Regions from separate parts of the Homo sapiens genome. Here region 2 is linked to region 1. Evidence: chromatin loops called from intact Hi-C (ENCODE). Cell type or tissue: heart right ventricle. All regions are shown on one strand. Each heading gives the region's core, and the rest is flanking DNA. Links, peaks and the distances in the headings are about the cores only. Region 1 has its middle 220 kb from the start of SPATA18. Region 2 has its middle 150 kb from the start of SPATA18.

The links. Peaks named below come from ENCODE experiments on the same cell type or tissue, not always from the same donor. Only the 100,000 strongest peaks of a DNase experiment are listed, where the experiment ranks them.
Region 2: a loop joins it to region 1, with 3.0 times the contacts of the local background. A loop is called at or near these places in 2 of 110 quality-filtered maps.

The regions. Positions count from the first base shown.
Region 1 is chr4:52,259,198-52,275,136 of GRCh38, reverse strand. No RefSeq gene overlaps it. Among named protein-coding and RNA genes, the nearest start is that of SPATA18, 220 kb to the right of the region's middle. RefSeq lists an enhancer at 5,416-6,012. In heart right ventricle, for the core only: no CTCF peak of the experiment used is centred there; DNase peaks (open chromatin) are centred at 8,213 and 9,045.
Region 2 is chr4:52,195,921-52,211,859 of GRCh38, reverse strand. No RefSeq gene overlaps it. Among named protein-coding and RNA genes, the nearest start is that of SPATA18, 150 kb to the right of the region's middle. RefSeq lists an enhancer at 9,108-9,783. In heart right ventricle, for the core only: no CTCF peak of the experiment used is centred there; no DNase peak of the experiment used is centred there.

The sequences.
Region 1 (15,939 bases), core at 3,831-11,830:
GGGGAATGATCTTCTTGTGTGGAATCTTGCAGGAGTTCTCTCTATTTCCTGAATTTGACTGTTGGCCTCTCTAGCAAGGTTGGGGAAGTTTTCATGGATGATATCCTGAAATATATTTTCCAAGTTGCTTGATTTCTCCTCCTCCCTTTCAGGGATGCCAGTGATTCATAGATTTGGCCCTTTATATAATCTCATACTTCTCAGAGGTTTTGTTCGTTCCTTTTTATCCTTTTTTCTTTATTTTTGTCTGACTCTTTCATTTAAGGGAACCAGTCTTCAGGTTCTGAGATTCTTTCCTCAGCTTGGTCTATTCTGCTGTTAATACTTGTGATTGCATTGTGAAATTCTTGTATTACATTTTTCAGCTCTGTCAGCTCATTAGGTTCTTTTATATACCAGATATTTTGTCCTCTAGCTCCTGTATCATTTTATCATGATTCTTAGTTTCCTTGGATTGGGTTTTGCCATTTTTCTGAATCTTGATGGTCTTCATTTCTATCCATATTGTGAATTCTCTTTCTATCATTTCAGCCAGCTTAGCTTGGTTAAGAACCCTTGCTGGAGACCTGGTGCAGTTGTTTGAAGGACACACGACATTCTGGCCATTTGAGTTGGTGGAATTCTTGCACTGATTCTTATATATATATATATATATATATATATATTTTTTTTTTTTTTTTTTTGAGATGGTGTTTCACTCTTGTCGCCCAGGGTGGAGTGCAATGGTGATTCTTTCTTATCTATGCATGTGGGTGTTCCTTTAACTGCAGGGTAGATTGAGTGCAATCAACAGACTTCTTTTCTGGATGTTTTCACAAAGCCAAGGCTTTGTGCAGGGTCTGTATTTGAAGCTGACTTCTTGTCTTTGATTTCAGAGTGGAGTATGTTAGGAAGGTATTTTTAGTGCTGAAGTTTTGGGGTGTGATCAAGTAGATGGCACTTAGGCTTATTGGTCAATTGCTAGATTCTTGCTCAATTGTGTGGCTCCCCTGTGTTTCCTCATAGTTGTAGCTGTGTTCCCTCTCAATGTTCTGAAGGTGTTGGCTCTTCTCCCCCTTGAGTGCTGGCTGTAGTTCACAGCTTGGCACTCCTGGGCTGCCCACTGCAGCTCTGAGGTGATATCAGTGTTTATGTTCCTTCCCCAACCTGGAGCAGAAGAAGGGACATTAGTAGTGGTTGTGGCCAAGGGTCTTTTGCTTGAGAGATGTAGGTTAGCAGTCATTCAGTGCAATCAGCCCAGGAGGGAGGGTCTGTTCTGTGGGCCCAAGCTGGGGGTTTTCTGTTTGGTGATGAGCAGTAGGGCATGGGTGGGACCCATGGAAGATGGACGTTGGTTTGACTGCAGCTTGTTGGAGGTGTGGATAAGGCACTTAGGAACTTTGCTCCTTCATTAGTCCAAGGGTAGCAAGGGCAGTTCCACTACAAAGGCTTGAGAAAAGAGGTTTCCAGTTGTGCCTGGGGGCTTTGTCTAGGAAGTTATAGAGCTTCTAATGGCTTGATAGCCCCAGCAAGGGGTGGCTGGAGGCCCAAGCCTGGAGGAACTGCCCAGCAAGGAGATAAAGGAATGGGCACCCACGTGACAGTCTGGCCAATTTTGCATAGGGCTACTGCAGTATGCTGGGGGTCTGCTCCAGTCCCTAGTCACCTCGGATTTTTCAGTACCACTTACCTGGGCAGGGGAGGTTCCTGTGGTTTCATGTTGCTCCTGAGTGGGCTGTCGTCTTGCCTTGCTTTTCTCCATTCTCCATGGGTCGAGTTGTTTCCTTGATTAGTTCCAGTGGGTGTACCTGCATGTTTCAGTTGAAGGTGCTGTATTTACTCACCCTTTCCATTCCTCTCTGTGAGAGTAATGCATACTAGCTGCTTCTATTTGGCCATCTTGGCCACACACACCCCACTCCCAGTAACTGTATTTTAATTTTTAAATTCTGAGGAAACTTCATACTATTTTCTATAGTGCTTGTACCATTTTACATCCCCACCAATAATACACAAGGGTTCCAATTTCTTCACATCCTTGTCAACACATTATTTTCTGTATTTTTGATAATGCCCATCTGGTGGGTGTGAGGTGATTATCTAAATGGGATTTTGATTTGCATTTCCCTGATGATTAGTGATGCTGAGCAGCTTTTCATGGCCTTTGGCCAACTGTATATCTTCTTTGAAGAAATGTCTGTTCAGGTATTTTGTTCATTTCCTAGTTGGATTATTTGTTTTGTTGTTGTTGAGTTGTAGGAGTTCTTTATAGGGGTTATTTTCTGGATATTATACCCTTATGAGATATATGATTGACAGATATTTTCTCCCATTCTGCAGGTTGTCTTTTCACTTGTTAACCTTTTTTCTGTTTAGAAAAGAAAGCGTAGCTCACTGCCAGCACTTATTTAATTTTATATAAACACACTCTTTGAGGCTGATACAAATCTGACTGATTTTCAATGTGAAAATAAAATATAAAAACTGTCTTTAGAGTTATTTATAAACAGAACTCACATAAGAATTGTCTGATCATCAGAATCATCCATTTCAGGAAAATCAGATTCATCAAATGAATCTTTGGCCTATAACTATTCAACAACAATGTTAACATTATTTGTAGGAATGCTACATTTTCTAGGATTTGACATTTTTGGCAGTAGAGAATTACTATGTTTTGTAAATAGAAATACCACTACTAACTATCTACGAATGCTTTAAATTGAATGATGTCTTTTGTTTCCAAAGTCGATAGCTAGAGTGATGAGAAAATAATAATAAAAGCAAGATAGTTCATGGCAACGTTATCTCAGGGTAAATGCTGCTGCTGCAAGCACCACCAGTGAGTATTCTCAGGACAAATGGGAAAAGGGGTTAAATTATTCCTTTGCTGCACCAAAGTTTTAAAGTTTTATGTAAACCCATTAGTCTATTTTTGCTTTTACTGCTGTGCTTTTGGTGTCATATCCAATAAATCACTGACAAATCCTATGTCATAAAGCTTTTCTCCATTGAAATAAACTCAATGTCATAAAGCTTTACTTCTTCCTTTTATATCTAGATGCCTTTTATTTATTTTTCTTGACCAATTGCTTTGGCTAAGACTTCTAGAACTATGCCGAGTAGGAGTGGTAGGACTGGGCATTCTTACCTTGTCCCTGACCTTGGAGAAAAGGCTTTTAATTTTCACCATTAAGTATGATTTTATTGTGGGCATTTCACATATGGGCTTTATTATGTTGAGGTAAATTCCTTCTATTCCTAGTGTTGAGCGTTTTTGTCATGAAAGGGTACTGATTTTTGTCAAATGCTTTTGCTCTATCAGTTGAGATGATTTATGTGTATTTGTCCTTCATTCTGTTAAGGTGGTATATTACATTGATCAAGGATATTGGCCTGTAGTTTAGTTATAGTATCTTTGATGTTGAATACAGGGTAAGTCTGACCTCATAGAATGAATTTGGAAGAGTTTTCTCCAGTTCAATTTTTCTTTTCTTTTTTTTTTTTTCCTTCATAGAGCCAGGATCTCTCTATGTTGCCTAGGCTAGCCTTGAACTCCTAGGCTCAAGCAATCTTCCTGCTTCGGCCTCTCTAAGTGCTGGGATTATAGGCATGAGCCTCTGCACCCAGCTTTACTCTTTAATTTTTATTTTTTGAGAGTTTGAGAAGGATTAGTGTTAATTCTTCTTAAATATTTGGTAGAATTCTCTAGTGAGGCCATCTGATCCTGAGCTTTTCTCTATTGGGAGGTTTTTGATCACTGATTCAATCGTATTAGTTATAGGTCTGTTCAGATTTTTAATTCCTTCATGATTCACATATGAAACATTAATAAATACTCATATATAGTATTTGGAACATGAATATATATAACATTATATATGCATTACATTAATAAATATAGCAAGGTGTAGACAACTTTATTCATCAGAATTCCCTTCAGAGAATACTATGTGTGTTTGGAAGAAATGTTTTCATGAGAAAATTGGTGTAGAGATGAGACATCATAATCATGCTCAAACAGAAAAAGATGGTCACTGACTGCAATATCCTAACCTCCTAAGACAACCATTGACAAATGGCAGACACACAGGAAATATTTGTTAAATATGTGAACTATGGAGTATTGGTTCTATTAACTGGAGAATCTGTTACTTTGCTGAATCTTTGCAATGAGTTTTCATAGGCAAATTTGAGGGCAGGAACAGAGAAAGCTAGTTTGATCTGCCTAATAATAAAGGGTAGAAACATTTGAAGTTCCTGAGGAAATCTGAGAGTGAGAGAGTAAAAAGATAGGTTAGGTAGGCATTTGCATAGGCAGTCAGTCCATGGAAGAGAAGCAGAGAGAGAGAGAAAAGGTCATTCAGAGTGGAGAGTAACGTTGAAACAGGACTTCAGAGAGCATACACAGCATAAAGAAATTTTAAAGTTGCTTGCTGTAGGATAGTAATTTAAACACTTTCCTTTGTCTCTCTTTCAAAGTGTTTAGCAAAGGCTGCCTTACTTATTTAAAGCTTTTGGGTGAGTGGATTCTTTTGGGGTAACTCAAAGAGGTACTGAGTTCTCTGTCCATATCTGTACAGGGGGAACCCAGGGACAGCAAGGGAGCACACATGACTGGAAAAGAGAAGTGATATGTATATATGTGAAAGAATTAGAGAGAAAGAGATCCCTCCCTTGTAAGACAATCCCCTCTACTGGTGAACAGGGTTTCCAGGGATGTCTTAAAGTATAGGTGGCTCAAAGCACTGGTATTGAGTGAGTGGCTGCAGTGTCCAGAGTCCTTGGGCAAGCATTTGTGCATTTTTAGCTTTATTGCACCTTTCCTGGTGTGCCTTATTGAAAGAGGATGTCTGTAATTTCACACACTGATTCTGAAATGTATAAAAATTGCAGAGCTTGCAAACTTTGAGTTGCAAGAATGTTTCTTTTAAACTTCATATCGAAAATGAATCCTGTCAGTTTTATAGTTCGTCTATCCCTTACTCCAATTTTGAATTCTGTTATGCAGTCAATCCAGTGTGGTTTTAGGCTCTTGTGGGGCTTTTAGAATTTCATTACTCCTGATATGTGCACCTGCAATATACATTAAAGCTAAGAGGAAACAGCACATTTCCATTGCTTGATGTCTACATTTATGGCAAATGAGCACTGGGGCTGATTGAATTACTTTCATATTTAAAGCTGGCCCCATATTTCTGTCTTCTATTTTTAGTAGCAGTAGAGGGTACACTAATTTTCACAGGACTTTGCATAACTCCCTTTTTAAAAATTTGAATGAAGCTCAAAGTGGTTAATGAACAAACTATTTTCAAATATGAAAACCAAGGCATAGTAATGTCAATGAAAAGAGTCAAACTCTGTAAAATATTTGAAGAGATGTATTCTGAGCCAAGAGCATGGACCACGACACAGCCCTCAGGAGGTCCTGAGACCATGTGCCCAAGGTGGTCATGGTGCAGCTTGGTTTTACACATTTTAGGGAGGCATGAGACATCAATCAAATACACTTAAGAAATACATTGTTTTAGCTCAGAAAGGTGGGACAACTCAAAGCAGGGGGTAGGGGGGAGCTTCCAGGCTATAGGTAAATTTAAATATTTTCTGGTTGACAATTGGTTGAGTTTGTCTAAAGACCTGGGATCAATAGAAAGGAAATGTTCAGGTTAAGATAAAAGATTATAGACAGCAAGTTTCTTTTGAAGTCTTATAGTGGCTGCCCTTAGAGACAATAGATGACAAATGTTTCCTATTCAGACCTTTAAAAGGTGCTAGACTCTTAGTTAATCTTTTCAGGACTTGGGGGGCCTGGAAGAAAAAGAGCTAGCTATGTTAATAGACATTCTTACAGACGCAGATTTTCCCCCACAAAGGACAGCTTTGCAGGACCATTTCAAAATATGGCAAAGAAGCATGTTTTGGGGTAAAATACTTCGACTTTCTTCTTTGTCACATAATGTTATGCCAGAGTCCGATTAGAAAGTAAGTCACGATATATAGGGTTAAATAAAATCCATCTGATGAGAACTTATGGATTGTAGGGCATGACTCCATAGATCTCTTAGATACGAATTAGGGCAAGATTTAAAAAAATCAGAGCTTAGTCCTCAGTAAAATAGCCAGGACAACAAAATTACTGGTGTTGACCTACTGAGTTGCCACCTCCCAATTTATTCTTCCCTCTCTGACTGGGAGCCATTAATACTCTTAATCTTTTAATAATATTTGAAATATTCATTCTGTTGATGAAAAGAATCAAACTCTGTGAAATATTTGAAGAGATTTATTCTGAGCCAAATATGAGTGACCATGTCTTGTGACACAGCCCCAGGAGATCCCAGGCTACAGCTTGGTTTTATACATTTTAGGGAGACATAAGACATCAATTGATACATGGAAGATGTACATTGGTTTCATCCAGAAAGGCAGGACAACTTGAGTCAGTGGGCTTCCAGGTTGTAGGTGGATTCAAATATTTTCAGATTGGCAGTTGGTTAAAAGAATTTATCCAAAGACTTGGAATCAATAGAAGTGAGGGTCTAGATCAAGATAAAGAGCTGTAGAAGCCAAGGTTATTATTATGTGGATGAAGCCTCAGATAGCATACTTCAGACAGAATAGAGTGTAAATGTTTCTTATCAGACTTAAAAGATGCCAAACTCTGTTAATTATCTTCTGGATCAAGAAAAACCTAGAAAGGGAAGGGAATTCTCTATAGAATGTAGATTTTCCCCACAAGACACAGCTTGGGGGGAATTGGGGCAAGATTAAAAAATCAGAGCTTAGTCCTCACACCTAACCTCCCTTTCCTGTATGGACTATATCCCATAATTAATGAGGAAAAGTTCTCTCTATAGGAGCAATTGAGCCAATCAATGCATAAGGATGCTAGATTTAGAATGCACTTTTTTTTTTATTAGTGGGTATAAAAGGCTAATCATCTAATGAAATAATGGATCTAGGAAGTAACCATTAATAACTGCTAGCATTGTTAGGTCCAAGGCAGATGTCTAGATCAAGCTGATAGCACCTGAACCCAGTGATCAATCTTGACCTCAGCACATTAGCCATGTGTCATAGCATGTGCCTGTAGTCCCTGGGCAACAGAGAGAGACTTGGTCTAAAAAAAAAGCAGCCAGCTGAAGTGATGGTCAAAGGGGTCCAGCAAGAGAAACTCCAGAGAGCCCACAAATACACTTCAAGAAAAAGGAAGAGATCTATACACTCATCAAGCTCAAAGAAACTCAGCTTTAAGCTTCTGCCAGGGCCTGAGAGAATCAACACCAGATTTCATGGGTACCAGGAACACACACGTCTCCTGTCCCTGGTTCTCCACCCAAAGAGAATCAGGGAGGAAAGGGAATCATGGGCAGGTGAAACCATCGTGCAGACCCAAGCTGGTAGGATTGGGGAGCCTTCATTTTAAAGGAAATTTGAAGTTTTTACTATTTCATGTGACTAGACAGTTTAATTACAGAAGTAAGACTATAACGAAAATAAGCAGGTACATTGGGAGACCTGAGGAAAGCATAATTCCACAGAACAAGTTTGAATGGTGAGTCAGGGGAGGGGGTAAAGAGAGAATAACTGATTGCTTGCTTTCTGCTCTTGACCTTATGAGCTCTACTTCTGCAACCAACAATGTTTAACAATTTAGTGCTTAGCAAAGAAAAACTGTTTTGTTTTGGTCATCAACAACATATTGAGGTAGAGGTAATATTATTCACTAGACATCCCTGCAGGGAGAGCTTTGCATTTATTTGAAATAAATACTTTGATAACTCATTGGAGATGGAGAGCAAGACTTCCAATGGCCTATTTAAGCAACAAGGATGACACTAAGCTTCTGGGGAAGGAGATGGGGACAAAGGAACAGAACAAGAGAGTGAGAGAGAGATTGTACATTGTGCAAAGAGACCTTCTGCCCAAGACCCCTCAAATCTGTAGTTTACAAGAAACTCACTTGTGTCTGGTGTGAGCAGATACTCCCTCCTAGGAGTCAGTGAGGGACTAAGGTCTGACCCTCAGCTAGTCTATGTGATATCTTTGTACAAATTAGAAAAGGCCCTCAGGTGAAATAAATTACAAATTGGTGTACCCTCTGGGTGGAGGAATCACCTAAAACACCCCTTTCTCTAAACTCTCCTTGGAATGCTGATCTGGAGCTGGATTTAGTTGTCACCTTGCCCAGAGTCTAACCTGGTTCTGTGTCCAGATGAACAGCTGTCCTGGCTCTCAGCCCAGGTTGATGAGGAAAAAAACAGCACAAATGAACAAGGAGGCAAAAGACAAAGAAAGCTATTAAAGTCTAAGCCCCCTAGAAGACTTTCCAGGCTGTAGAATCAGGATTTCAGGCTATCTTCTATAAATCTTACAAGTCAATCTGGTCATACACACATCAACTTCCATCTGCTATCTCCATGGTTTATCTAATCTTGCCAAGTTGTAAGTAATTCAGGGGATAAAAATCTCAGGACTGTCTGCATCTATCACTGTTCACCATTCCTCACAACTGGATAAAAGCAACTAATCAAAATGAACTAATGAGCTGTGTGGCCTGCCTTGGCCTTTTTCTGGTCTCCTCTCCTCTCCACATTTGGGGCTTAGCCTCTCTCTGCTGGGTGGCAGCTCGAGCTCCAAGGGACACCTGCATAGACCAGCATGTTCAGGGACCCCACCAGCTGCCTCTGCACACTCCACACTTTGTGTACAGGAGAACCATATGGCAGGTCCCCTGAAAGAAAAACAAGGTGTGCAAGCAAAGAAAATAAATACAGAGAAGAAAGTGACAAAAGCAGCAAGCAGAGAAAGGAATAGGGGTTTGCAGCTGCTGGTGGAAAAAATGCAGGCAGCCGACTGGGCTGCATAGTTGCCTGAAAAGCAAACAGGGAGGTAACCTGCTAGCCAAATCTGTGTCTGAGGGCAAAGCAGGGTGTTTTCTTGGGCTGTGAGCCTGTGCCATCTCTTGTGGTCAGACGCTGGGTAACAACAACTTCCCTGTCTTGACATTCAAGCACCTGGGTGCGAGGGGAGATGCTCAAGAGGGTGGTCTGGGGGGAGGAATGTGGTGGGAGGGTGGCCAGAACTGTGGGAAGAGAAGTTTAACTCAAGAGGTGAATTCATCATGGGTGTGAGGCTGGAATCAGGAAGGGCAGAGGGAATGATGATTCAAGCCACAGGTCATATGAGGAAACACTCTCGGCTGTACTTTGGTGAGTGAGCCGAGGAGAGACCCAAGGTCGCAATGAGCCTCTCCCTGAAGTTTCTTCAGATGTGCATTTGGTGCAATTTCAGGGAATATTTTAGTCCTTAGAAGGAACTAGAAATACAAATGTTGTACTAAGAAGAATGTGGAAGAGATGGGGTTTGAGGGAGAGAGTGAAGATCAGTCAGTCAGGTGGTATACTGAAGATGTTATACCTCATAAAGGTATACCTCATAAAGGTATGAGGACATATAAAATGGGCTTCCAGACTATTCTTTGAGTGTTTTGCTCCCCACTCACTTTGCAGCCAATTAACAGGAAACTCCAGCTCAATTGCTGAAATAACAGAGATATTTATACACTCACACAAGAAGACTGCAGGGAGGGCTGTGTCAAGGTAGTTAATTCAGTGGCTCAGACTTCATGACAGACCAGGTTCTTCCTGTCTCTCAGCTCTCCCAGCATCGGTGTGAGGGCTTTGCTCTCAGCCCAGCTCCGCTGCTGGTGAAAGGATGGGCCCAGGATTTCCAGCAGCCATATCTAGACTAGGCAGGGTCCAGAAGCAGAAAGGAGATTATCTCTTCCTCCCACCTCAGCCTCCCAAAGTGTTGGGATTATAGTCAGGAGCCACTGTGCCCAGCCCATGCTTCTTTCTGAGTGTGAGAAAATCTTTCCCCAGACTGTCCCAGCAGACTTCCCTTCACATCCTGCTGTTCCAGTAGGTAACTAGTCAGACATGAGCAGTGCAGGAGATGAACCCCACCCAACCAGGAATGTCAGGCAACCATCAGGTAATAGTCAGGTGGTATTAAGCTGTCTCTCTAAAATAGTATTTGGCCACAGCCAGCGCCATGGAAAGGCAGTCTCCCAATAGAAAAACCTGAAACTGGTGATCAGCAGCTTCCCAATAAGATCTCAGGAGTTGGGCAAGTGGGCTTGAGCATGCACACTAAGAGGCAAAATGGTAGCATTTAACTGGTCTGTGACCTTCCTTTGGGAACACTCGACTGGTAAGTGAATGCCTCAAGTGATCATGTGCACAATTTTAGTAAACACATTGTGCATGAGGCCCCTCCCAAGTGCTGGCAGGCCACTGCTCATGCAGACAGCCCACCTCAAGGGAAGAATCAGGGGGGAAGTAACAAGATCTTAGGAGCAGGCCAACGTATAAAACCCCAAGTCAAAAGGTCAAACCATGCACTTGATCTCTCAAGATGCCCACTTGGTCCCCTTCCAAGTGTACTTTACTTCCTTTCATTCCTGCCCTAAAACTTTTCAATAAACTTTTACTCCTGCCTTAAACCTTGCCTTGGTCTCTCACTCTCGGTCTGTCCCTAGGTCAAATTCTTTCTTCTGAAGAGGCAAGAATTGAGGTTGCTGCAGAGCCATAACGATTCACCACCAGTAACACTACTGACCCGAGTTGTATCACATGTTCTGGTCCAATCCAAGACATTGGCAGGGGATGAGCTTAAACCAGAGATCAGAATAGTTTTTACATTTTTAAATGGTTAAAAAAAATCAAAAGAAGAATAGTTCACTGTATTTGAAAATTATATGAAATTCAAATTTCAGTGTCCATAAGTAAATAACATATTATTGGAACACAACCACACTGTCATTTATTTACATATTGTCTATAGCTTCTTTCAGACTGCAATGGCAGAGTTGAGCAGTTTCAATAGAGATATGGCCTGCAAAGCCTAAATATTGGCTATTTGGTGCTTTCCAGAAAAAGTTTGCTGACCCTCAGCTTGGACTTTTCAGACCCACCCTCGAGGCTACACCGGAAGCTGGTCCCCTTGAAACCATACACCAAAGGGAGGATAACAAAATTGGGCTTCTTTGGAAAGGAGAATGGGGCATGAAATGGACTCTCCGCCTCCCCACTGGCCATCATTCATTAATTGATCCAAGGCTAGGAATGTCCCAAAGCCAGGCCAATCTGATTTTTTTGAACTTGTAAACAGGGAAGGGAGCCATGCCCTCTCTGGTGGCTTGACTGTCAAATGTGAGTCAGAGAGCTGCCAATGGCCAAATTCCCACCACTGCTGAGGATACAGTTTAAGAGAACAGAACAGGTTTCAGAAACAAGAGCTGGAGAGGAAGAGATCATGAGCTGGCAGTGTTTATGTCCCTGCTTCTAGCTGTGCCTGAGGCCCAACTGCAGGCCTCATTGCCCAAGGATTTAGGAACTGAGCCAACACATTCCCCATGTCACCCATGAGAGTATAATGTGAGTATAATGGCTCATTTTTAGACAGATGGGACTCAACTACTCCAGGCTCCAAAGAATTTACTATCAGTCTGGGAAGCCAAGACTTTTACTCCTAAGAAGGGAACTAATATCCAAGGACCAAAGGATAAGCTTAGCCTGTAAGTGCCATAAGGTTTCAGAGTGGAGAGGGATGATAATGGGTTGGTGTGTTTGAAGAAAAGTGATGAAGGAAGGTAAATTTGAGAGAGACCTTAAGGTTAGGTCAGAACTTAGAGAGGAAAGAGACAGGAATCTCACAGCTGAAGAATTTTCTGGGCAGAAGCAAAGATGAAAACAAGCAAAGCAGATTCAGAGTAGGCCAATCTAACCAATTTTGTAGCCTGTAGCTGAGTCAAGGGATGTTGGAAGCCACATGAATCCACTGAAAGTTGACAAGCAGGGTCTTCCATGATGCCATTTGTGGGTATTATGATGATTTGTCCAAACCTTACAGTAGCTTCACTTACATATCTGGAATGTATAGTAAAATTCTGAATTCTCTTTTATCATGTGTATGCTAATAACCATAGGCCTATCCTCCTTAGAAAAGCACTATTGGTAGAGTATAGATTATTTTTAATGTCCTTCCAAAATTATACCTCAGACACTCAGCCAGAAGGACCAGGCTTAGCCAAACATTATTGAACTGAACCAGGAAAGCCTGCACTCCAAGTCTGTGTTTTTGAGACTTTGAAAAATGAAGCTGGGAAACTGCTTGTCTCCTAGTAATTATGATCTGTTCTCTACACACCATTCACCCTAATAATATTACTCCACAGGAAAGAGAGGGAGGAATGAAGGGAGAGAGCCAGTACCTATTTAGGAGGTCCGCCTGGTGAGTGTGACTTCTGACCTCTCTGCAAGGTCCCAGTCTCTTGTGCCCACTGGGAACCAGATTGGCCCTTGGCAAAACTGTGAAATGGCCGACATTTATCTTTCAGGCCTCCTATATCTATATTTTAGAGAGTTTTTTCTTTTTTTCTTTTCTTTCTTTCTTTTTTTTTTTTTTTTTTGAAAGAGTCTTGCTCTGTCTCCTAGGCTTGAGTGCAGTGGCACAATCTTGACTCACTGCAACTTCCGCCTCCTGGGTTCAAGCAATTCTCCTGCTTCAGCTTCCTGAGTAGCTGGGATTACAGGTGTGTACCACCACGCTTGGCTAATCTTTGTATTTTTAGTAGAGACAGGGTTTCACCATGTTGGCCAGGCTGTTCTTGAACTCCTGACCTCAAGTGATTTGCCTGCCTCAGCCTCCCAAAGTGCTGGGATTACAGGCGTGAGCCTCCATGCCCAGCCTTCATCTTTCTTCTAAATCATCTCTCTCAACTTTCTACCTTTCTCAGGCTCCTGGAGGCTAATCACTGCAATTTTGTTGCCAGGATCTCACACTGTAACATTATATGAAACACCTCATAGTGAAAATTATCTGGATTCTGCCAATAGCCTCTGGTTAGCCGTCCTCTCCCAGCTGCAGTCCCTGCAAGTCAATACTCCATATTGCGGCCACCTGAGCTTTCAGAATTGTAAACTTGATCCCATGACCCCCTCCCACCTACATTAAAACCCTCCAAGGATCCTACATTGCCTGATGAGTAAAGTTCAAGTTCCTTGCTGTGATGTAAAACAATGGTTCTCGAATGTGGTCCCCAGGCCTGGAGCAGCATTATTGGGTAACAAGGTAGAAATGTAAATTCTAGGCCCTCATCTGAGACTTACTGAGTCAGAAACTCTGGGGGTGGGGTCCAGAAATCTGTGTTTTAAAAAGCCCTCTAGATGAATCTGATGTAAGGTCAAGTTTAGGAAACACCGATATAGGCAATCACTGCCCACTGGCCCAGATTCATTGCCCACTAAACCCAAGATGCAGCCTAGGACTTAGCCCAAAGATGGCAAAGAGAGTTCACCGAATTTCCCGATTCTTTTCAGAGTTTAGTGGCTACCTGACATGAGGTGTTGAAGATAATGAAGCCTCAGTCTTAGTTATCAGGATAATTTGCCCCATAATTGATTAATGACATGTAAGAGATAGGGTAATGGCTGCCCGGTGTCAGGCACTTTCCATTCTAATTCTAGCCACAGATTTTCAGTCCCTGCAAATCACCAAGGCTTAAACTGATATAATGCAGATACCATCCAGGCAGAAAGATGTATATTTCAGAAGATGACTGCCTGGAGACGGTTGAGCCCTAGGGAACAAATTTAGTCCTAAGGAACCAATCCCTGCAGCTGGTGCCATCAGGACATCACTGGCTATGAATTTGGGGTATGTGGGTACCAGGATGGGATTTTGAGGGCAGAGGTTCTCTCCAGTGGAGCTGTGCTCTACCTCCTTTACTTTGTGTGCATAGCTGTAACCGATTAGTAGGGAGCCAGGAAAAGAGCTCAGCTTCGGGGCAGAAAGGAGACACCCCTACATGAGGCAAGACAGCCCTGTCATCTGTGGCTGGAGATGGATACTGTGGTGAGGCTCCTGCTCAGGACCCCTAAGTCCTAAGGGGGGATTTAAGTGCAATACTTAATTTTTCCTACATGAGAGGCAGAGTGCAGGGAGGCCAGACGGGGAGGGGCTAAAGGGACTACAGGAGCCAGCACAGCTGGAAGTGATTAAGGCCCAGCCTAGGAGGCCGTAGACAGGTAATAGTCTGGGATTGGTAGAGCTGCAGAAAGAAACCTTTGCCCTAGAAGTGTTTGGCAAACCCACTCTGTTATATTTTGATTCAGTGTCTGACATGGCTGTGGAGGTTTCCAAGTGAAAAATGAAAACTTCTTGGCTAGTTTCTTTACTCTGGAGATGGGGGCTCTTTCTGTTTGCCTCATATATGCAAAGGAAATATGAAGCAAAAATAGAGTCTAGGATTTCCTGCTAACCTTTTTCTTTTCCTGAAGGCTGGGGTTTAAGTTTCTTGCTTGGGACGGTCAGCTGCACTGTTCTTGATTCTTCAAGGCGTGCTGTGGTTCCTTTCCTTCGTCTGCTCTCACTTCCTCCCTTCACCCAGCTTTGTCCCAGGCCAGGCCAAGTGAACAGCTGTGATGGCAACTAAGCCTCTCTCTTGCCTTCTAGCCTGGAAGTTTGTTTCACACTTCCCTGGAAACTCTGAAGTTCGTCTTTTCTCCTGGACATTACAAATCTAACTCTTGTAACTTATTATTTTTTTTTTCAAGAACAATTACCTACCAAAGAAGAGAGCTCTTTATCCCTCTTTGTTACAGGGGGAAAGTTCTGCAGGATTTATTAACAATGATCCATATGTGAATGAGCTCCAGCAAAGCCTGAAATACTTCCCTTGTCAAAAATATACAAAGGAGAAGTACCAACAAAAATAGGCTTGTGTTTCATCTTAGATATTTCCACCCATGCAACTCTCGTGGAAAAGAATAACCTAAAATACAGAGGCATTTTTTACGAACACTACTTGATGCACTTTGAATTGAGCATGCTTTGCAGAAATACAATCTGCATGTCATTATCCCTAATTTTCTAAGTCCTTGCTGTGTGATATCAGGTCTGCCACCCTTGCTGTTAAATGTCAGTTAAGACCTAATTAATTTAACTGCTCTGACAAGTTTAAATCAGCTCCCACAGAGACTGTAATTTGCCTCGAGTTCTTACCTGCTACAGATCAGTAACTCCCAACTGATAGTGCTACAGACATATTTTAAAAATAACTTTTATTGTTTTTATTTTTAATTTTAGTCAAGTGGTACATGTTCATTGTAGAAAAGTCAGAAAACACAGTCAAAACAAGAAGAATTTTTTAAAAATCACATTTTTAAAAAAATTTATTTATTTATTTTTTTACCCAGGCCGGAGTGCAGTGGCATGATCTCGGGTCATCACAACCTCCACTTCCTGGGTTCCAGCAATTCTCCTGCCTCAGCCTCCTGGGTAGCTAGGACTACAAGTATGTGCCACAATGCCCAGCTATTTTTTTTTGCATTTTTAGTAGAGACAGAGTTTCACCATGTTGGTCAGCCTGGTCTCGATTTCCTGACCTTAAGTGATCTGCCCACTTCTGCCTCCCAAAGTGCTGGGATTACAGGCATAAGCCACTATACCAGGCTGAAAAAAATTGCATAATTTTATCATATAGTTATAACCACTGCAAACATCTTGACGTAAATCTTTTTTTTTTTTTTTTTGGTCTATGTAATGAGAGGTAATTCTTCAAAAACTATAAATGAGCATTTCTCTTTTGTTTCCATGTTCATGAATCAAAATAGGCTTTTTCAGACAGTAAGCCTGAAAGCTAGGTTCTGTCCAGAGAGGGAGGATTTTCTAAATTCTTTTAGCTATCAAGAACAAGCCTAAAAAACTCATATAGAGTTCTTTCCATAAAGACAGAGAAGCTATTCCTTTTTCCTATGATAACTATCAGGCTTGCTACTGAGAGAAGGGGGGAGATATAGGATAGGGGAGAAAAAGTCCAAAATTCTCACATTCACGTATACATAAATTATGGAGAGAGAAAGAGGCAAGATAAGGATGGGCAGAGCTCACCCT
Region 2 (15,939 bases), core at 3,091-11,090, 63 kb after region 1:
TAAATAATAGCCATTCTGACTGGTGTAAGATTGTATCTCATTGTGGTTTTGATTTGCATTTCTTTACTGATCAGTGATGTTGAACTTTTATTCATATGTTTGTTGACCACATGTATGTCTTCTTTTTCTTTTTCTTTTTTTATTATACTTTAAGTTCTGGGATACATGTGCAGAACATGCAGGTTTGTTACATATGTATACATGTGCCATGGTGGTTTGCTGCACCCATCAACCCTTCATCTACATTAGGTACTTCTCCTAATGAAATCCTTCCCCCAGCACCCCCACCCTCTGTGACGTTCCTCTCCCTGTGCCCATATGCTCTCATTGTTCAACTTCCACTTATGAGTGAGAACATGTGGTGTTTGGTTTTCTGTTCCTGTGTTTGCTGATAATGATGGTTTCCAGCTTCATCCATGTCCCAGCAAATGACATGAACTCATTTTTTTATGGCTGCATAGTATTCTAGGGTGTATATGTGCCACATTTTCTTAATCCAGTCTATCATTGATGGGCATTTCGGTTGGTTCAAAGTCTTTGCTATAGTGAACAGTGCTGCAATAAACATATGTGTGCATGTCTTTATAGTGGAATTATTTATAATCCTTTATGTATATACCCAGTAATGAGATTGCTGGGTCAAATGGTATTTCTGGTTCTAGATCTCTGAGGAATCACCACACTGTCTTCCACAATGGTTGAACTAATTTACACTCCCACCAACAGTGTAAAAGGTTTCCTATTTCCCCACATCATCTCCAGCATTTGTCGCTTCCTGACCTTTTAATGATCACCATTCTAACTAGCGTGAGATGGTATCTCATTGTGGTTTTGATTTGCATTTCTCTAATGATCAGTGATGATGAGCTTTTTTTCATATGTTTGTTGGTGGCATAAATGTCTTCTTTTGAGAAGTGTCTGCTCATATCCTTTGCCCACTTTTTGATGGGGTTGTTTGTTTTTTTCTTCTAAGTTTGTTTAAGTTCCTTATAGATTCTGGATATTAGCCCTTTGTCAGATGGGTAGATTGCAAAAATATTCTCCCATTCTGCAGGTTGCCTGTTCACTCTGATGATAGTTTCTTTTGCTGTGCAGAAGCTCCTTAGTTTAATTAGTCGGAATTAGTCAATTTTGGCTTTTGTTGCTATTGCTTTTGGTGTTTTAGTCATGAAGTCTTTGCCCACAGCTATGTCCTGAATGGTATTGCCTAGGTTGTCTTCTAGGGCTTTTATGGTTTTAGGTCTTACGTTGAAGTCTTTAATCCATCTTGAGTTAATTTTTGTACAAGGTGTAAGGAAGGGGTCCAGTTTCAGTTTTTTGCATATGGCTAGCCAGTTTTCTCAACATCATTTATTAAATAGGGAATCCTTTCCCCATTGCTTGTTTTTGTCAGATTTGTCAAATATCAGATGGTTGTAGATGTGTGGTGTTATTTCTGAGGCCTCTGTTCTGTTCCATTGGTCTATATATCTGTTTTGGTACCAGGACCATGCTGTTCTGGCTACTGTAGCCTTGCAGTACAGTTCAAATTCAGGTAGTGTGATGTCTCCAGCTGTGTTTTTTTCTGAGGATTGTCTTGGCTATATGAGCTGTTATTTTTTTATTTTTTTGACAGAGTCTCACTTTGTCACCCAGGCTGGAGTGCAGTGGCATGATCTCAGCTCACTGCAACCTTTGCCTCCTGGGTTCAAGCAATTCTTCTGCCTCAGTCTCCTGAGTAGATGGGATTACAGAGGTGTGCCACTATGCCACATATGGGCTCTTTTTTGGTTCTATATGAATTTTAAAGTATTTTTTTCGAATTCTGTGAAGAAAGTCAATGTTAGCTTGATGGGGATAGCATTGAATCTACAAATTACTTTGGTTAGTATGGCCTTTTTCATGATATTGATTCTTCCTATCCATGAGCATGAGATGTTTTTGCATTTGTTTGTATCCTCTCTTATTTCCTTGAGCAGTGGTTTGTAGTTCTCCTTGAAGCAGTCCTTCACATCCTTTGTAAGTTGTATTCCGAGGTATTTTATTCTCTTTTTAGCAATTGTGAAGAGGAGTTCACTCATGATTTGGCTCTCTGTCTATTATTTGTGTATAGGAATACTTTTGGCTTTTGCACATTGATTTTGTATTCTGAGACTTAGCTGAAGTTGCTTATCAGCTTAAGGAGATTTGGGGCTGAGATGATGTGGTTTTCTAAATATACAATCATGTCATCTGCAAACAGAGACAATTTGATATCTTTGTTGGTTTAAGTCTGTTTTATCAGAGACTAGGATTGCAACTCCTGCTCTTTTTTTCTTTTCTTTTTTTTTTTTTTTTGCTTGCCTTTTGCTTGGTAAATCTTCCTCTATCCCTTTTTTTTGAGCCTATGTGTGTCTCTGCATGTGAGATGGGGCTCCTCAATACAGCACACTGATGGGTCTTGACTCTTTATCCAGTTTGCCTGTCTGTGTCATTTAATTTGGGCATTTAGCTCATTTACATTTAAGATTGATGTTGTCATGTGTGAATTTGATCCTGTCATTATGATACTAGCTGGTCATTTTGCCAATTAGTTGATGCAGTTTCCTTATAGTGTCGATGGTCTTTACAATTTGGTATGTTTTTGCAGTGGCTGGTACCAGTTTTTCCTTTCCATATTTAGTGCTTCCTTCAGGAGCTCTTGTAAGGCAGGCCCGGTGGTAACAAAATCTCCCAACATTTACTTGTCTGTAAAAGATTTTATTTCTCCTTCACTTATGAAGATTAGTTTGGCTGGATACAAAATTCTGGGTTGAAAATTCTTTTCTTTAAGAATATTGAATATTGGCCCCAACTCTCCTCTGGCTTGTAGGGTTTTTGCAGATAGATCCACTGTTAGTCTTATGGTTTGTCTTCCCTTTGTGGGTAACCCAATCTTTATCTCTTGTTGCCCTTAACATTTTTTCCTTCATTTCAACCTTGGTGAATGTGAAAATTATGTGTTTGGGGTTGCTCTTCTCAATTAGCATTTATGGAGTTCTCTGTATTTCCTGAATTTGAATGTTGGCCAGTCTTGCTACGTTGGGGAAGTTCTCCTGGATAATACCCTGAAGAGTGTTTTCCATCTTGATTCCATTCTCCCTGTCACTTTCATGTACACCAATCAAATGTAAGTTTGGTCTTTTCACGTAGGCCCATATTTCTTAGAGGCTTTGTTCATTCCTTTTCATTCTTTTTTCTCTAATCTTGTCTTCACACTTTATTTCATTAAGTTGACCCTCAATCTCTGATATCCTTTCTTCTGCTTCATCGATTAGGCTATTGATACTTGTGTATGCTTCACAAAGTTCTCATGCTGTGTTTTTGAGCTCCATTATGTCATTTATGTTCTTCTCTAAATTGGTTCTTTTAGTTAGCAATTCATCTAACCTTTTTTCAAGAATCTTAGCCTCCTTGCATTGGGTTGGAACATCCTCCTTCAGCTCGGAGGAGTTTGTTTTTACCCACCTTCTGAAGCTTCTGTCAATTCATCAAACTCATTCTCCATCCAGTTTTGTTTCCTTGCTGGTGAGGAGTTGTGATCCTTTGGAGGAGAAGAGCATTCTGGTTTTCTGAATTTTCAGACTTTTAAGCTGGTTTTTCCTCATCTCTGTGGATTTATCTACCTTTGGTCTTTGCTGTTGGTGACCTTTGGACGGGGTCTCTCTGTGGACGTCCTTTTTGTTGATGTTGATGCTATTGCTTTCTGTTTGTTAGTTTTCCTACTTACAGCCAGAGCCCTCTTTTGCAGGTTTCCTGGAGGTCCACTCTAGACCCTGTTTGCCTGGGTATCACCAGCAGAGGCTGGAGAACAGCTAAGATTGCTACCTGTTCCTTTCTCTGGAAGCTTCATCCCAGAAGGGCACCTGGCAGATGTCAGCCGGAACTCTCCTGTTTGAGGTGTCTGTCGACCCCTGCAATTACTGAAGCCTCAGTAATGGCAGACGCCCCTCCCTCCACCAAGCTCAAGCATACCAGGTCGACTTCAGACTGCTGTACTGGCAGCGAGAATTTTAAGCCAGTGGATCTTAGCTTGCTGGGCTCCACAGGGGTGGGATCTACTGAGCTAGACCACTTGGCTTCCTGGCTTCAGCCCTCTTCCCAGGGGAGTTAATGGTTCTGTCTCACTGGCTTTCCAGGTGCCACTGGGGTATGAAGAAAAACTCCGGCAGCTAGCTTGGTGTCTGCCCAAATGGCCGCCTAGTTTTGTGCTTGAAACCCAGTGCCCTTGTGGCATAGGCACCTGAGGGAATCTCTTGGTCTTCAGTTTGTGAAGTCGGTTGGAAAAGTGTAGTGTCTGTGCCAGAGAGCACCATTCCTCATGGCACAGTCCTTCACGGCTTCCCTTGGCTAGGGGAGGGAGTCCTCTGTCTTCTGTGTTGATCTCGCTGGGAGCCGCAGACTGGCCATCTTGTCAGCCACTCATGTCTTCTTTTGAGAAGTGCCTGTTTATGTTCTTTACCCACTTTGTAATGGGATTGTTTGTGGATTCCAACAGCGTATCAAAAAGCTTATTCATCAGGTTCAAGTAGGCTTCATCCTGGGAATGCAGGGTTGATTCCACACTTGCAAATCAACACATGTGATTCATCACATAAACAGAACTAAAGACAAAGCCACATGATTATCTCAATAGATGCAGAAAAGGCTTTTGATAAAATTCAACATCCCTTCATGTTAAAAACTCAATAAACTAGGTATTGAAGGAACATACCTCAAAATAATAAAAGCCATATATGGTAAACCCACAGTCAATTCATATGGAATGGGCAAAAGCTGCAAGCATTCCCCTTGAAAACTGGCACAAGACAATGATGTCCTCTCTCATCACTCCTATTCAATATAGTATTGGAAGTTCTGGCCAGGGCAATCAGGCAAGAGAAAGAAATAAAGCATATTCAAATAGGGACAGAGGAAGCAAATTTATCTTTGTTTGCGGATGACATGATCCTATGTCTAGAAAACCTCATCATCTCAGCACAAAAGCTTCTTATGCGGATAAGCAACTTCAGCAAAATCTCAGGATATAAAATCAGTGTGCAAAAATCACTAGCATTCCTGTACACCAACAACAGGCAAGCAGAGAGCCAAATCATGAATGAACTCCCATTCCAAATTGCTAGAAAAAGAATAAAATACTTAGGAATACAACTAATAAGGGAAGTGAAGGACCTCTTCAAGAACTGGAAACCATTACTCAAAGAAATCAGAGAGGAAACAAACAAATGGAGAAACATTCTATGCTAATGGATAGGAAGAATCAATATTATGAAAATGGCCATATGCCCAAAGTAATTTGTAGATTAAATGCAATTCCCATTAAACTACCATTGTCATTCTTCACAGATTTTGTTTTGCTTTGTTTTGTTTTTTGAGACAGGATCTCACTCTGTTGCCCAGGATGGAGTGCAGTGGTGCCATCATGGCTCACTGCAGCCTCAACCTCCCAGGTTCAAGTGATCCTCCCACCTCAGCCTCTCAAGTAACTGGGACTACAGGTGCCTGTCACCATGCCCGGTTAATTTTTGTATTTTTTTTGTAGGGATGGGGTTTTGCCATGTTGGCCAGGCTGGTCTTGAACTCCTGGTCTCAAGCAATTCACCCACCTGAGCAGGGGATCCATGCTCCAAAAGTGCTGGCATTACGGGCATGAGCCACCGTATCCAGCCTAAATGAGGACTTTTCTAATCTCAGGTGATAGAAAGCCTAACTCAAACTGGCTTAAACAAAAAAATAAGAAAAATGGAAATAGATAGATATGCAGGAAAATATTGGCTCAAGCAACCGATGAGTCCAGAGACGGTCATGGCTAGAAATACCACAGCGAGAAGCCACCAGATCCAGAGGTACAAATCAGGATCTGATGTCCTTCTTTTCATCTCTCAGCTCTGCTCCATCTTTACTGGTTAGCTCTCCAACAGGCTCTCCTCTTATAAGAGCTTGTAGCATCACAAAGCTGCCAGAATTCTAGGGGTGACATCCTTCCAAGTTCAAAACCAGCAGGAAGAACAGTAGCAACGACAAAAGGCTAAACTGAGTGTGCTGATCCCAACATTCCCATCAAGTCCTATGATTCACTTTCATAAAGCTGGCTCAGGTATGTGTGAGCCTGGTACCTATTACTATGTCCAGAGAAACGGAGTGGTCCGATTGGCTTGGCTTAGGCCAATTTTAAATTCCCGGAGCCCACCCAGAACATGTTGACAGAAGTAGGGGAAAAATGGATCTTTTTACTCATTCAGAGAGCATTGCTAAGGACCAACTATGTGAATAGAACATTATGTTGAGCACCACGGAGCATACAAAGATGACTGAAAAATCAAAACTGTTGGGTTTGACAAATAAAGAAAAAGGAGATTCATTTGCCGTGAATGAAATTTCAGAAGTGGCTTAGAATCATCATTCTGGCTTTGTATTAAAAAAAAACCTTACTTTTCTTATACTATAAAATCAAGAGAACTACTCACTGATTCTCAACTGGGACAATTTTACCCAGTCCTCACCTCCCACCCTGCCCCCACCTTTGGGGGACATTTGACAATGTCTGAAGACATCTCCGGTTGTCACAACTATTGGTACCTTGTAGGTAGAGGCCAGAGTGCTGCTAAATATCCTACATTTAATTCACAGAACAAGACCTTACAACAAAGAATTACCCAGACCAAAAGTTCAGCAATGCCGAGGTTCAGAAACCCTGCTCTAACTCAACGCACATGTAAACATGCTTTTGTAATGTCTGGAGCCTTCCAGTACATAGGTGAGACCTTTGTACTGTAATAGCCAGTAGCACTACAGTACAGCTTTAAAACAGACATTGTATGCCACAGTCTTGGTAGGAAAGAAGAGTAGAGTACCAGGCCTGGGTTCTGGCTCATCCAAAGGCACCACTAGTAATTGCTCACAGGTGCTTAATCACATACATTTTTTTTTCATTGTTATTCAACTATCTCCAGCTGGAACTCATGCCACATTACCTTTCAGCTTCCATCCTGATCATGAAACAATCAATAACCCAGAATCACTAGAAATTCATACCTGCTGGAAACTATCTGGATAGCTAATAAATTGCACAGGGTTTCTGTCAAACACATATATCTAATTGGTCAAGAGACCTAACTTTATTTCAAAACTATTTGCTTGCATCTTAGATTGGTGTTCCAGATGTCAAGGACAGCATCCTGTTGATGATCTGGGAACCGACTTCACGCTCTCCGCATTGGGCTAGTTGGCCAGTGGTCATGTTAGGATTATAATTGAATTTGTGCTGTACAATCAGACATCACGGTCCAAAAACTTCATCAGCCTACAGTGAAGCTCTGCCTGTATTGGGTTAGCAAGTTTGAAGCAGCCCCACAGACTGGAGGATAGAACATGAAAGAATATGATTGGAATTGTATTATTTCAAGCCAACACTGCCTCATTTTGAATTTTTTAAAAAAATCACTTTGAGGTCATGTCCGTTCAAAAACTCCAACACAATCATTTTATTTAGCCAGTTTTGTCGACAAGGAAGCACATAAACCAATCATTTGACCAAATCAGCATTGATTTTCCTTCAACCAGTAGTTCTCAGCCTTGACTTCACATTGGAACCACTTATGGAGCTTTTATAAATCCTGGTGCCGAGGCCACCTGCTAGACCAATCAAATAAGAATTTCTGCAAGTGGATCGGGAATCAGTATGTTTAAAGCTCTCCTCGTGATTCAAAAGTGCCCCTCCCCACATTTTCATACTTCACACTTTATGTTCCAGGTATAATAAATGACTTAAGGGGGTTTAAACTATAAGCATGGCCTGAGCCACACCACCAGAGAAGGAGGAAAGAAGGGAGGAAGGGAGGATAAAGGGAAGAAGGAAGGGAGGGAAGAAAAGAGCAAGGGAAGGAAGAAAGAAGAAAGGAAGCCAGGAAGCAAGAAGAACAGAAAGGAAATTTGTCTCAGACCATTGCTGTAGGCTTATTATACTTGAAGTTGGGGTTTCATTTACATATAACTTCCTCTCCACTAACAATAAAGAAGTAGATCTTCAGTTCTCTTGTGCAGCAATAACTCTGGAATGTAAAAGTGGTTTCCTACAGTTTATGCAATTGGAAAAGAAAATCATAAATACTTCAGACCAGAGAATGTCGCCAATGTTGGAATAGACAATTTTCTGTATTATCACCTGTTTGCCCATGCTAATAAAAATATTCAGTGACAGCCAAATAGTTAGTGTGGTGGTAGAGGCCAGAGGAGAGACTTCTCAACTTCATGTTAGCCCATTTAGCAAAGCTCTAATAACTTCCAGACCTTTAAGTCAGGCTTAAAAATAGACCATAGCTCTGTTATGAGTCCTAGGCCTCTCTAGGGTCATTGGAGTCCATTGACAGCACCACCCCCTAAGCTCAGATATTCCTAAAGAAATGGAACATAAAGAGATAGGGTACACTTCCTTCCTCTCCAGTGCTAGAGAGTTCTCCTTCAGCAATTAGCCTCTTTGCAGGAACTAAAATTACACTTAAAAAGTCATAAATTCTCCCTGAGTTATGTTTTTGCAAGCTTAAGTTCCTAATACAAACTGTTTCCTGAAATGAATGACCAGCTGGAGAGAATATATTTTGGATTCTGCAGTCATGAAGGCCACATATCCATCTCAGCTTAGCTCCCCTTCTTCCTTTTTCCTATATGCTTCTTGAAGCCTCTGATGTCTCATCACTAAATTACTCACTGTCATTCCCAGTGCAGACAGGAATGTTTGGGATCACTTCAAGCAGGGAAGGGAGGTGGATGTCAGGGCTGATGTGGAGAGGTGTGGGGCAGGAGTTCTACTTGGCTGAGGCCTCCCACCCACAGTGAGTTTCATGTTTATACTCTCAACTTTCTCTCCAAATCATCAACTCCAAAGAGTCACAGAAATGAACGGACAGAATTCAAAGATGATGTTGCATTACCTCAACTTACTACATACCCCATTAGCAATCTACAGTGCCTGTAGTGTACTATGAATTAATTTTTTTATAAGTCCTGAATTGCATCATTACATGGCATTGCTTTTTTATGGGTTAAATGTGTTAATCTATTAAATGTAAACATTTAAAATATACAGTTTCTTAAAACACATCTGGATATGCCTGTAGTGTTAATAAACTGAAAACTCTGTAGTGGTCAAGGTCTCACTTAAATTCCGAGAGGCCAAGGTAACACAACATATAAGGAGATGGTCATTGCAGCCCTCCTAGAGGGAGAGAGGTACTCCACGTGGCCTCCTTTCTGCTTGGCTAGGGGTGAGGAGTGGTAGCTCTTTGATCTCCTACTTGTTGACAGAGCCACATTTGGCTCTCCCTGAAGCTGGCATAAAGGAGAGGCTAAATCCCTTTTGAGTTGTTCCTGCCCAACAGAATGCAAACAGATGGGCCTGGTGGGGAGAAGAGCCCCTCAGGAGAGAGGACTGCTGAATAACTCTGCCTGTGGGCTGCTGCCTCACACCTCCCCTGGTGAGTTACAGAGGCTGAGTTCAAAGGAAACACATGAACAGCTCATCCACTCTTTAGGATTCAAGTGCCGTTATCTTGAGAAGCTGAATTATACCTAGACCTTGAATTGAAGACCTTTAAGCACGTTTCTGTGAGTTGTTTCTCAGATGATAATTGAAGGTGGACAATTCTTTTCTGTGTCCTAGCAGCCTGGGTAGAGTACTGGTGATAGGAAGAGGAGACTGAGGCAGTTAGGCTAAATAATGAAAAAGAGCCAGTTCTACATTGGTTGTGATAATGGAGTCAGAGATGGCATGTTCCTTTCCTATTGCTGTTGCAACAAATGACCCCAAATTTAGTGACCTAAAACCACACAAATTTATTATCTTAGAGTTCTGCAGGGCAGAAGTCCAAATGGGTCTTCCTGCACTAAAATCAAGGTGTCGGCAAGGCTGGATTCCTTTGGAAGCTATAGGGGAGATCCTGTCTTTCTTGCATTCTTCACATTCCTTGGCTAGTGGCTGCTTTCCTCCATCTTCACAGCCAGCAAGGATGGGCCAGGTCTAACACTACATCACTGTGGTTCTATCTTCTGATTCCCTCTTCCACATTTAAGGGCCCTTGTAATTATATTGGGCCTACCCAATAACTCAGAATAATCTCCCTTATTTATAAGTCAGCTGATTAGAAGCCTTAATTCTGTTTCCAACCTTAATTCTCTCTTTACCATGCAATCTAATGTATTCACATGCCCTGGGAATTAGGATGTAGATATCTTTGGGGGGGTCAGAATTCTGCCTATAACAGATGACATGTATTAATTACAACTGGAGATCAAGCTGTCCTTTATTAACAGACATTTATTGAACACTAATTTGCCCCAGGGATATAAAGAAGAATTAAGAGTAAAAAGAGAAAAGCCATACAGGGCCCCAAAAGTGCTGGGATTATAGGCATGAGCCACAATGTCCAGCCATTCTGAGAATTTTAGATGAAATAATGTGTGTAGAGTAGGAAGCAAAATCAGACCTCTAGGAAACTTTAGTTTCCTTTCTCCTCCACCAGTCTTCACAGTGGAGAAAGAATGGAGCTGTCATCCGCTATGTTGAACTTTGACCTTTGCCCTCAATAATCGTAGTTAACAAGACAGTTGTCATCAAGAACTTAATCACAGAACCACATTGTGACATGAACATGGATTCAGACCTCCCATAAACCTCTAAAACAATCTTATCTGGATCATTTGAGGTCAGGAATTCAAGACCAGCTTGGCCAACATGGTGAAACCCCATCTCAACTAAAAATACAAAAATTAGCCAGGTGTGGTGGTGTGTCCCTGAAGTCCCAGCTACTCAGGAGGCTGAGGCAGGAGAACCTCCCGGGAGGCGGAGGTTGCAGTGAGCCGAGATTGGGCCGCTGCACTCCAGCCTGGGCAAGAGAGGGAGACTCCATCTCAAAAAAAAAAAAAAGAAAAGAAAAGCCATACAGGGTCCACCAACTCCATTCTCCAGGAACTTCTGGTGACAGTGATGGGGAGCTTCAAAGTATTTGGCTACAAACCTTGGGTGGTTTGTAAGAACTAAGCAAAGAGCTTGGCAAAATGAACACTTAAATTATTTTAATCCTTATTTTTCTTCTTTAAAGGGTAAAGATTTTCTTCTCATGTCAAATTTCCTCCTTCACTCATCTGCTTGAAACAAAATCAGCTCGTCAGTGTCTTTTGGATTTTAGGGAAGGTTCACTTCATTTTTCCTAGACAGAGCCCATCATTCTGCCAACCCCAGCGTGTCCTCAAGGTGTCATTTACTACTGATCACAGTCCTCCCCCCACACTTTCAGATGTGCCTGGTAGATTTCTGCTTTAAGATGCTAAGATTGGCTGGGTGAGATGGCTCATTCCTGTAATTCCAACACTTCGGGAGGCCAAAGAGGGAGCTTCCCTTGAGCCCAGGAGTTTAAGACCAGCCTGGGCATCATAGAGACATCCTGGTCTCTACAAAAATAAAAATTAAAAAATGAGTCGGGCATGGTGGTGCATGCCTGTAGTCCTGTTTACTCAGGAGGCCAAAGCAGGAGGATCACTTGAGCTCAGGAATTTGAGAAATTTCTGAGTTGTTGGCTTATTGAAATTGGCTTATTGGATATTCTTAATATCATTTCCTTGGATACAAAATATGTTCCCAGGAGAATTGGTCCAATAAAATAAAATGAAAGGCCAATGTTATGATTCATGAGATAAACACTTGGCAAACAGGGCCATCACCAGCATCAGAAAGCCTGGCATCTCTTGTGCAAGTTCCGGAGAAAATTGGAGCTTAAGAAAAGCTAAGTCCAAGCCTGCTTTTCCTAAACATTGTAGATTTGCATATGCTTGTGTGTACACACCACACACACACACCACACACACACACACACACACAACACACACAGCACACACACCACACCACACACATTCACACCATACACACACCACACACACCACACACACACACCACACCACACACAACACACCACGCACACCACACACACCACACACCCCCACACACACCACACACCCCCACACACACACCACACACCCCCACACATACACCACACACACCACACACACACCACCACACCACACCAGACACCACACCCCACACACACACCACACACATAGAACCGCACCACACACACCACACCACACACACAACACACACCACACCACACACAACCACACCACACACAACACTCCACACACATGCAACCACACCCCACAGCACACACACACACCACACACATACAACCACACCACACACAACACACACACAAACACACCACACACACAACACACACACATAACCACATCACACACACAACCACACCCCACACCCTACACACACACCACACACACACCACATGCCCCCCACACACACACACACACTCCACACACTGTTTTAAACAGTATCTGGGATTTGTATTTATCACGTAATACTGGCTAATTTGTATTTATCACGTATGGTAAGACAGACATGGAAATGACTGTCAAGAAGAAAGATCTTTTTTTAAAAAAAAAAAAAAAAGGTGGAGTCTCCCTCTGTCACCCCGGCTGGATGAAGTACTGCAATCACGGCTCACTTCAGCCTCGATCTCCTGGACTCAAGCAATCCCCACCTCGCCTCAGCCTCCTGAGTAGCTGGGACTACAGGCATAAGCCACCTCACCCAGATAATTTTTTTTTATTTTTTGTAGGGACAATGTCTGGCCATGTTGCCCAGGCTGGTCTCAAACTCCTGCACTCAAGTGATACTCCTGCTTTGGCCTCCCAAAACGCTGGGATTATAGGCATGAGCCACCATGCCCAGCCTGGAAGAAGTTTGTATAGGCACAGATCCCTAGATGCAGGAGGCACAGCACGCCATGCAGGGCCACGTGGGGAAGCACCCAGATCAACCAGGAAGCACAGGGAATGAGGGGGAAACATGAGCAGGAGGTTTTCTTGTGTGTTTTTTTTTTTTTTTTTGCAGGAAGGAAAGGGCAAGGTAAACTGGTTTAGGATTAGCCAGTCTAAATAATTTTAGGAAGCTATGGGACACAAGGGCTTTCCCCAGTTGTCTGGTACCAGGGCCTGGCATGATGAAGGCAGGTAGACAGTAGCTTGGTGTGGGCAAGTCCAGTAGAGGGTGTGGAGTCTGGATTGGTTGGTTTGCATTTCAAAGGCATGCTCCTTGACCAGTTGTTTGCTATCTCTAGGAATTAGCTAACCCTGGGAAGGCAGTTTCTCCAGGGTCAGCAAGGCTCAGATGTCAAATCATCAGAATACAGAAAATAAAAAAAACATGATGAATATGCACACACACACACACACACACACAGAGAGAGCAATGTCATCAGAGCTGGAACATTTTGCAGCATAATAGCACACACCAGGCAGCTGTTTAGTTTCTGGGCTGTTTTGTGTTTCTTCTATAGACTGCTTTTTCCCCTGACAGTGACAGTCTCAGTAGTGAATGTTGCTGCCTTGTCTCTGCATATACATATTGTTCCTATCACTGGCTAGTGATGGAAGGGGAGGGGAGGCAGGGGCTGAGGTTTGCAGGGTCTTCCAGGAGCTGCCTCAGCACTGAGAGAACAGTGAGATCTCAACTTGGTGTTAAGTCTGATAGGAAAGAAAAAAGGCCCCAAGACTGATGAGAATGCTGATGATAGCAATTCCTTAAATCATCAGTAAAAAAAGTTTGAGAGCTTAGTAGACACATATTTTCTCAATATCCTCAAGAGGCAAATAAGGTGTATAGAGCAGCCTTTGTCTTTGTTTGCCCAGCACTCACCTTCTTGCCACTTTCTGGTAACACTTGATCGACACCTCCCGAGCCGCATCATCCCCACCACCAACGTGGGCTTGGGACCCAGGCTAGGCCAATCTTAGTGTTCCAAACTCCTGGCCACCTGGACCTTCACCCAAGCTGGAACAGCCCCAGTCCTCTCCTGGGATTTCTCTTCTGGTAACTTCTCGATTCACAGAACTAAAATTAAAAATAATAACAAACAACATACTTGCTGCTTGATTATTAGGTGCTGGGCACACCTAAAGCATTTTACATGGGTTATTTCCTTAACTTGATCTTCACAACCAATCTAGAAGTACTATTATTATCCCTATTATGAAAAAAGAAGAGCCAGGTGCAGTAGCACTCACCTGTCGTCCCAGCTACTCCAGAAGCCAAGGCAGGAGGATCACTTGAGCCCAGGAGTTCGAGACCAGGCTAGGCAACATGGAGATACTGTGCCTCAAAAAAATTAAAAAGAGGACAGAGGCAAAAGGCAGTTAAGGAATTTGCTCATGGTCAAGCTAGTGAGTGGTGGAGTCAGGCAGTCTCCTGAATCTCTCAGCTGTTAACCATTATGAATATTTTCTCTGGAGCTGCTGGCAGCTGCATTCCCTGCTGTTTGGGAAAAGTTGATATACGTAGAAGGAAATGAATTGTTTCCACTAGGAATTGTATTCAGCTGCATATAATAGAAAACCCAGATAACAAAGGCTTAAACAAGATTTAGGGGTTTGTTTTTCTTTTATATAATATGAAGTACAGAAATAGGCAGTTAATGGCTACAATGCAAGATTTCAATGTCATCGGGGATGCAGGCTCCTTCTTAACCTCCCTCTTTAGTGCATGATTTCCATCATCAAGGCTGGTTCATCATCCAAGATGGCTATTGGAGCACCAGCCATCAGGTTAGATTCCAAGAAGGAAACAGAAAGAATGAAGAAAGGGGGAAATGGTGGTTCTCCTGACATTGACAACTCTTAAAGCCCCACCCTACAATGTCTGCTTATATCTCACAGACCACTCTGGATTGAAGGGAACTTGGAAATACAGTCTCATGGTGGCATTTCTAAGGAAGAGAGGGAGGATGAGTAGCAACTTTCAGTCTCTGCTGCAAACACAGATTATGTTTTAACAAGGACACTAATGAGCTAGATTCCTTTTGTCCAACTCACTAACTCATAAACTCCATGGACTTTTTTGTTTGTTTGCTCAACTTTGCTTGTGCTTTCCTCTCTGCCTAGAGTACTTTTCTTCACTTTTCAGTCTAATGAACTCCTATTTGTCCTTCAAAACCCTACTTAGATGTCACTTCCTTTGAGAATCTCGTTTCCTAGGATTCCCCAAACATTTTTTTTTTTTACTCTTTATCCTTTCTCTTTTAGGTAATTCTATTCATTTGATTATAATCATAAATTGTTACTTATTTGTTTTTGTGTCTGTCTCCCTGGCTAGACTGTGAGCTCACCAGCAGGGGCTGAGCCTGATTTATTTCTGTATCCAGTGCTAGGTACATAGTAAGTGCTCGTGAATGTGGCTGAATTTTAAAATGAATTGAGTCAGATATTAGCTCCCATTTTATACCAGTTTTCCCTGAGCTTATGACCCTATGTTACTGTTTTCCTCACTCAGACATTTTTGCTCTTCAAGGAATTGTGTTAAATCTTACAATGCTCAAGTTGCTTCATTCACATGAACAACTAGGTCCAAAATTCTGAAAGCTTCAAAGTGTGATGCAGGAAATCCACTTTCCTCTTTGCACCCTGGCTATTTTTATTAGCTCCTCATTCTTCTGAAGTATCAGAACCTGCAAAAATGAGAAATTTGTCTTTAAGCAGTAACAGATAAGAATTTTAACTAAAACTCTCTATCTGGTCCAGGAAAATAAAGTGGATATGATTGGATCAGAAAAGTTATGTGAGCGACTCCTTATCTCTACACCAGATCGGCAAACTCTGAGCTCTGCTGGAGCCTGTGGACTGTGATTGGGGAGCTTTTGTGGGTGGAATGGAAGTTTGAATGAGTGTGTTGGCCACATTGAGGGAAGCTGGGCAGGATTCCTGGATCTGAGATGGTTCATTTACAAGGTTACTGGACTTAGTTCCCGGATTGAATTTTATATGATTGATTGAGGCCCAGCTTTGGAGTTAGATAGACGAAGTTTTGAATGATGCTTTGGCCAA